3 separate regions of the Homo sapiens genome follow, and regions 2 and 3 are each linked to region 1. A link is a loop called in an ENCODE intact Hi-C map of the cell type or tissue named here. Cell type or tissue: gastrocnemius medialis. All regions are shown on one strand.

Evidence for each region. A loop is a pair of places that touch in the nucleus more often than their neighbours do. Peaks named below come from ENCODE experiments on the same cell type or tissue, not always from the same donor. Only the 100,000 strongest peaks of a DNase experiment are listed, where the experiment ranks them.
Region 2: it touches region 1 in a loop (5-fold over the local background); 4 of 110 quality-filtered maps call a loop at or near these places.
Region 3: a loop joins it to region 1, with 3 times the contacts of the local background. A loop is called at or near these places in 6 of 110 quality-filtered maps.

The regions. Positions count from the first base shown.
Region 1 is chr4:152,037,277-152,039,776 of GRCh38, forward strand. No RefSeq gene overlaps it. Among named protein-coding and RNA genes, the nearest start is that of LINC02273, 62 kb to the right of the region's middle. In gastrocnemius medialis, no CTCF peak of the experiment used is centred here; DNase peaks (open chromatin) are centred at 1,125 and 2,025; H3K27ac peaks cover 2,190 bases.
Region 2 is chr4:152,116,192-152,118,691 of GRCh38, forward strand. No RefSeq gene overlaps it. Among named protein-coding and RNA genes, the nearest start is that of LINC02273, 17 kb to the left of the region's middle. In gastrocnemius medialis, no CTCF peak of the experiment used is centred here; DNase peaks (open chromatin) are centred at 1,050 and 1,450; H3K4me3 peaks cover 250 bases; H3K27ac peaks cover 2,500 bases.
Region 3 is chr4:151,960,972-151,963,471 of GRCh38, forward strand. All of the region lies in intron 1 of LINC03074 (long intergenic non-protein coding RNA 3074), which reads left to right. Among named protein-coding and RNA genes, the nearest start is that of LINC03074, 6.2 kb to the left of the region's middle. In gastrocnemius medialis, no CTCF peak of the experiment used is centred here; a DNase peak (open chromatin) is centred at 1,416; H3K27ac peaks cover 2,054 bases.

The DNA.
Region 1 (2,500 bases):
GGCAGGTGGATCACCTGAGGTCAGGAGTTCAAGACCAGCCTGACCAACATGGTGAAACCCCATCTCTACTAAAAATACAAAAATTAGCTGGGTGTGGTGGTGGACGCCTGTAATCCCAGCTACTTGGGAGGCTGAGGCAGGAGAATCGCTTGAACTTGGGAGGTGGAGTTTGTAGTAGGCTGAGATTGTGCCACTGCATTCCAGCCTAGACAACAGAGTGAGACTCCATTTCAAAAAAAAAAAAAAAAATCTTGAGGTCAGATGCTATATTAAAAAAGAACTTTGCTACCACATCCTTACCTCATGCCTTGCACAGGCCTGAAACTTGAGATATGTACATTGAATGAATGCTGAGTTAGCATGTTTACATTTGAACACAAGTTCTATTAAAAATGAGTGCCCACCCTAAGTAACTAAGAGCAAGTTGACCACAGGCTAATACAACTTATTTTACTTGGAGGCAAGCTTGAGTATGGAGAAGAGTGGAAGAGGCACGGATTGGTTTTTATGAGGTGGTCATTTTAAGGTTTACTGAATTGCAACAAATATGTTGGTCATGTTTCAGGCCTACAGACATTTGGCACTCAGTCTAGTTCCCCTTCTTCCTTCGGGCAAGTTTCTGAACTCTTTGGGAATGAAAACCTGCCTAAGGGCTTGAGTTGGTGCTGTGAGTCCCAGTCGGGCTAAAAGGACTGGCTCTGAAATTTAGGTTAAAATCTTGACCCCATCACCAGCTAGCTCTATGGCTTTGGGCAAGGGGCTCAGGTTGGCACATTTTTCTCAGCACAGAAATAATATTACCACTACCACAGGATTATTTAGTGAATAGCCCCTGTAAGTGAATCCTGTAAGGTATTCAGCATAGTCCTTGGCACTTAAGAAGTGCTTAGTGACTGTGAGCCACTTCTTCCATCGCCTCTGTGTATTGAACTGGACTTTTCATCCTGGCCCCTCACTAAGATTTTAACTCATCTAGTAAAGGAAGCCTTCTGCCCTGGGTGCTGGGATTGGCACCATAAAGAATGGGTCTTGCCCTTGAGGAGCTGAGAGTTTATTTTCAGCATTTAAATATTTAGACTCACAAGACGTTGAGCAAGTGATTTCACCTCTCTGTGCCTGAGTGTGTGGAAGGTGAACAGTAAGCAACCTTCCAACCCAATGTGTCCATGAGTCTTAATGTTGGCTGGAACTCAGCTACAGACAGAAGGAAAGAATGATTAGTCACTATGCTGGTAAACATAGCAAGGTTATCTCCTTTTATTAATAGACTAGGCTACGCAAGTCACAAAAATAGGGTAGCTTCAAAACTTAAATTCTTGGAATTTTAGTTTCTGTTGCATCTGATGAAACGTGAAAAGGGACTTGTGTTGTGTATGGACTTTGTAAAATGATCTTCTATCTCTTGGTGCAAATCAATTACTTATTAGTTTTTATTGCCAAGGAAAGGAAAATATATTACCATTCATTTTAGTCTTTTTCTTATCGATTCTGTGAGCACAGTGATAGTTGTTTAAAGAAAAATGATTACATTTATTTGTTCACTACAAAAGACCTATACCACATTATAGAAAATTCAAAAAGGGAAAAATCAGAAGAAAAAAGAGCTTTCCACACTAGTCAGCAACTGTTGGTGTTTAAGTGTTCTTTCATTTTTCTTCTGAATATTTTTGCATCGAGTATTGCATTTTCACTAAACACTAAGTAATAAACATTTACCATATTCGTACATGGATTTTATAATGATTTTGAATTGTAGAATAATATTCCCATGAGGGACATCTGGTTCCTTTGACCATTTTCCTACTCTTGTCTTGTTAGAAGGCAGCAGAGCAGGGTTTCCATGGGATGTGGTACCAGGGCTGGGTTGAGACGTGGCTCTCTCATTTCCTAGCAGTGTGACCTCGGTTAGGCCACTGAATCTCTCCAGGCCTAGATGTCCTCATCTAGGAAAATACAGGCTATATTAGTTCCAATCTCGTCAGGTCATTGTGAAGACTACATGAGATCATGTACGTAGAAAGCTCACGAGTATCTGGAACGTCGTCGAGTTTGCTGATGTTAGTGGCTGCTGCTACGTAGCCTACATTCCAATCTGACGACTGGTTTGATTTTTATAAACATCCTCCAAGAAAATGCACGTGGAATACCAGGCCATGTCATTTCATCTCTCATGTCACTTTATCTTTTGAGATCCTCATTTGCAAAGTGAGATGGTCAGACTATACAGTGTGACCCCAAAGGCCCCCTTCCACCTCCAACGACGGTGATTCTTGGCTTATGCTAAAAGCAGCTATAACCACTGCAGGGAAATGACCTATGGAAACCACAGCCTTGCCCATGAAGAAGGAAACCTGCAAGGGCCTGAGGGCTTGTGCACATCAGTTTATCTTTTAGTCCAGATAAACATTTGACATTTGTTCCGACACCTTCCTTCCAAGGGCTTCTCACAGTTCAGTCTGTGTGCTTCTCAGATCTCCATTTTTCAAATGGGTTCAGCAGC
Region 2 (2,500 bases), 79 kb after region 1:
TCCCTCATCCTCAGCCGGTTCAGCATTCCACAGGAAATCTCCCCTCTCTGGGTTTCCGTGGCAGGAAACTCCCGTTGTTTTCTCTTTTTAATGTGTGTGCCTACCCAGGGATCTGAGCTTAGCACCCCTCCCTCTGTGCTGCCTCCTTCATTATCTCACCTACCCTGGGCCTCACCTGACACCTCCATGCAGATGGTCCTCACTTCCAGCCTCTCTTGTCAGCACCAACTCTGAGCTCCAACCCCTGTCGGGCATCAGGTCTCGGGTGCCTCTTCTGAATGTCTAAATATCCCAAACGGAATGGGTCATTTTCTGCTCCAGTTCTGTCCTCCCTTTATAACCTCCTCTCCCAAGAGCCCGCCACCCTCCAGTGTTCACTCTCCAAATCTTAGCGTCATCTCTGGCTTACCCAATGGCCTTACCCCCAAGATCCAACCAATTGCAAGTTCTCTCTTTACCACATCTCTCCGATATCACCATCTTTGTATTCCCATCAAGTGCTTATATTCTACTCTTTTTCAGACCATTGCAGTAACCTCCTAACGGATCCATCTCTACTCTGTCCTCCTCCCACACCCCTTTCCCCACAATCTATATTCTGTGCTTCTTTGAGGACACTCTTCAAGTTCCATCAGGAAGGCACTATTTTGTCTCCCTGCCCTAAAACCTGCAATGGTTCCCACTGCTGATAATAAGTCCTAAGCCTGGCTTTACACCCATCATAATTCAAGGCTCTCCCAGTCCACTTTCCATCACCTTCCCTCTAGGTACACATTTCTGCAGTTTACCTCAAATTCCCACTCATCTTGAAACACTCTGTCTTCCCATCTCCAGGCTTTTACTCAAGCTGGACCTTTCTCAGGTAATGCCTTTCTTTTTATTTACGTCTACCAAAATCTTACCTTTCCCTTTAGGGTCATCTCAAATGCCACTTCTTCCAGGATGCCTCCCAGAGTTTCCCCAGCCAGGAGTGCTTTCCATTCCGTGCTCCCTGGCTTCACTCAGTTTATCCCTGCACACTCATCACACTGAATCTCATGTTGCAGTATTTGAGTATGTGCCTCATTGCCCTGCCTCTGGGTCAGGGATGTTGTCCTACTAAAGGAGTCATTTGCTCACGGTTGATACTTGCTGAATTAAGTCATCAGGTTAGATAACCATACACTTGTTTACCTTTCACTGTTTGAAAAAATACACATCCAAAATATATAATCACAGGGACTAAATCAAAGTAAAGAATATGGAAATATGTTCTGTTCACATCCATGGGTGAAGATCAGAATGTAGATCAAAACCCAGTTCTTGAGTGACTTGGACCGTTGCTGGATAGATTTTAACTAATCTTATGGAAAATATTCAAGGGACTTAATGAGCCTAGCTAGGAAAGGAGGAGGGCAAGCGAGAGGGAGCCAGAGCGGCTGCTGTCAAGAAACACTTTCTTCCTGTAACCGTATCCCCCGGGACCGGGCCAGTACCTTTGCTTAATCTCCCTCTCTGTGGTCACTCAGGATATGATTACTGGCATCAGATGCAAGCACATGTTTCTGTTCCATTAATCTGAGTGAGGCTGAGAAAATGAAAAGGGAGTCACAAGGGCATTGCTGTGTTGGTCTGTTACCACCTCAAAGAGGAGCAAGAGAGAAGGGGGAGGAAGGATCTGGCACATGGGCCAGGAGGGGGGCCGTAAGGGAGCAAAGGGAGATGAGAAAACCATACAAAGAAGAAGTTCCTGTAGCATGGAGGCTGATTCCTTTCAGCTGTTACAAGATGGGGCATGGAGGAGGGATGTACACACACACATAGACACACACAGACGCACACAGGGGCCCCCACAAAGCAACCTATAGACTCAGAGCATCTCCACCATAGGGCTTTTGCAATCAGCCTGATAACCCTTGTGAGTGTTGTTGCTCAGGGTGTACAGAAACCCACATAACATAAATCTGTCTTACACACAGTAACAGCCTTAATGGGAGGCTGCGGCACAGTAATGAAGATGTGAACAGCTAAAACACAATGTCAGATGGCAGTGGTGACATCTGAAAGCCATAATTTGCGGCTCGGCATATTTTTGTTCCAGGTACCAGAGCCTGCACAAATACTCGCTGACTTGTCTCTCTCAAGCAGCATCTCTGCTGGGCTTGGCCAGGGGCCAGGTGGTCTTTGCCTTGCCAACAGGTTTCTGCTATAGAGAGCCCAGGAAGTCTTTCCTCTCTATCATCCGATGGAGCCGAAATGGAGCAACAGAATAGGTATAAACACATATCTTGTTCCTGAAGTTCGGGCCACTTAAATAACCCATTTCCCTTTTGTCCAATCAAAGTGTCCTGGCTGAATATCTTGAGGGGTGGCCAAATGAATCAAAATAATTTTAGCTAAGCCAGAGCTTGGGGGCTTCTGGAAAGGAAAGGTGAGACATTATGGAGCACAGAGGCACCAGATTCTGTTTTTCAGCTGTGACTCTCCCTTCTTTTCAATCCCTCCTTCTCATTGCTACCTT
Region 3 (2,500 bases), 76 kb before region 1:
CAGCAATGTCCCACAGCCTGGAAGCTTTCCCTGGGCGTGTTCACTCCTTAGAATGCGTCACACTAAGCCCGGGGACAGACAGCTGCCACATGTCCTTTGAATAGGTTGTGTGTAGGAGGCTGTAGAGGTTGATGTGGCTCCTCTGGAAGCTGAGAGCCAGGAACCTCTCTGGTCCTTGCATCCTTGCAGGGTGGAGCAGACAGTGCTGTCAGATGAATAAAGTAGAGGGAGGCTGGAAATCTGAAAAGCTCATCTATTCTGCCAACCATAAAGCATTTTGAACTTGCTCCACCCTTCCTATTTTCCATCTGCCTCATTATTCAGCACAGTAATATTTGGGCACTTTGAAAAGAGTGATATTTTCACATAAAGCTATTCCAAGGAGAAGGAAAAATATCCTCATTTGGCATAAACCACTCATGCAAATTAGCCTAAATAAAAATAAGACTAAAGACAACTTAGAATATTATTGTACTTTTCCAGGCTCCTGCCAGTCACTGCTGTCAGCTGTAGCATCTCTCCACCCTGGATGACAGTGTTGAGAAGTAGGGCTTACCATTTAGGAGAAGTTGTTGCTAAAGAACCCACTCAAAAAGAATGGGTATCAAACATCCTGCACTCAGGTTGTGTTGGAACCACGCCCTTGAAGGCAACACAATGTACCAATGATTGGACTTCCTAGAAGTACATTCCCTCTGCGTTTCCATGTTTGGCTTATCACAGACCAGTTCATCAAGGACTTGACATTCACTCTGTTTGTTTCTGGGAGACCATTTAAGTACTCTGTGTGTGTGTGTGTGTATGTGTGTGTGTGTGTGTGTGTATTAAGGGCCAGTGCTATGCAAACTGCAAACTGTATGAAAATGTTTTTTTTCTTATGGATGAGAAGAGACTATAATATCTCAAGGCCTCTGGCACAGGAATTCTTTAGAGCAGGATAAACAAATCATTATTCTCATGCCACTGATGGCAGTGAAGCAGTTTCTCTACTTTCTTTCCATTTGCACTTCTTTCTTTTCTCTCCTTCTCTTTTCTTTACTTTTCTCCTATTCTTAGTCTCCTTCTGCCTTCTCTTCCTTCTTTTGTGGGTGTGCCTTATGTTTGCTCTGGGTTCCAGGGTCATTCAGACTTGAAGCGATATGTGGGTCCAGAATTGAGGACATGTTCTATGGCCACCTAAGACAAAGGATGTTAGTTTTTATTATTAATTTCCTCAACCCGTGGTTAAAATGGCATCATTGGATACAGTCTCAAAGTCCCTCCCTCAGCCCAGTTGTATTTGTGAACTGTTCTGAAAGGAGAATCTCAGTCTGCTATATTTATTCCAAGGTTCTATTTCAATCAGATGTTAAGACAACTGGGACAACACCCTTACTGGACTAGTCACAAAGGAGACAAACATGCCAGAACAGCCATCCCACATCTCTAATTTCAAAGGTCATGAGAATGGTGGTTGTATACACCCTACTGCAGCTTTGATTTGTTGGGGTGGAATTTGCAATGCTATATGAAATCAACAATGCTGACTTTTGAATTTCCTTTTTTTAAAATCCTCTCTCTTTTTAAAATCTCTCGCTCTCTCTCTCTGTGTTTTCTATTGAGACCATGATGTTGCAATCTGTTTTTCATCTGAGAAATGTTTCACTGAGGAAACATGCCAAGAGATAAATGGGGAAGTGCTGAGGTGTCGTCCATCTATAAAGGTGGTTTTTCAGTTGAGTCAGGGAGGAGACTAAGATTTCTGAAGTGTTCTATGAACCCCATTCCTCCGGATGTTTGGTTTATAAGTGAAGCTTCCAAATCTCTGATTTCTTTACCTGAATGCCTTCAGGCCTCCTTCATTAATCATGTTCTTCCCATTCTTCCAAAACAGCCTCCTTTTCTTATCTTTCCCCTTACCTCAAACTCTCAATATTTCCAGGAGATCAGATTCCAAATCTCAGCCACGTGGTTGATTTGTATAGAAGTCCCCACTATTTTGCATGCTCTTTGATACAGTAATTCCACCTAGAGCTATTTGTTTATGTTGGCAAGTGCAAATATTAGGCATAGAGGTGACCATTAGAGCATCTGTAATGAGATGAAAATCAGAACAATGAGATCGTTGTTGAATAAACTATGAACATTGACAAAATGGAATTGGATGCAGTCACTTCAAATGATGTAAAAGATTGACATGGAAAATATCTTCAATGTATTATTTAGAAGAGATAAAAAGACAGTTATAAATAGTATTGTCCTATTTTATTAAAAACACGTACATATGGTTGTTTGAGAAAAGACTATTTGTATATATCAAAATGGAAACAACGGTTGTCTCTGAATAATAGGATTAGATGAAATTTTTATCTTATTAATTTTTTGCTGATCTATTTTTTGATTTTTAACTTTTTTGTTTATGCATATCTTCATATATATAGTATAATTTAGATTTTATTTTCTCCTCTTATTAAAGTATAGTTTGTCACTTCTTCAAGAAGTCAGAACTAAACTAGGGAGG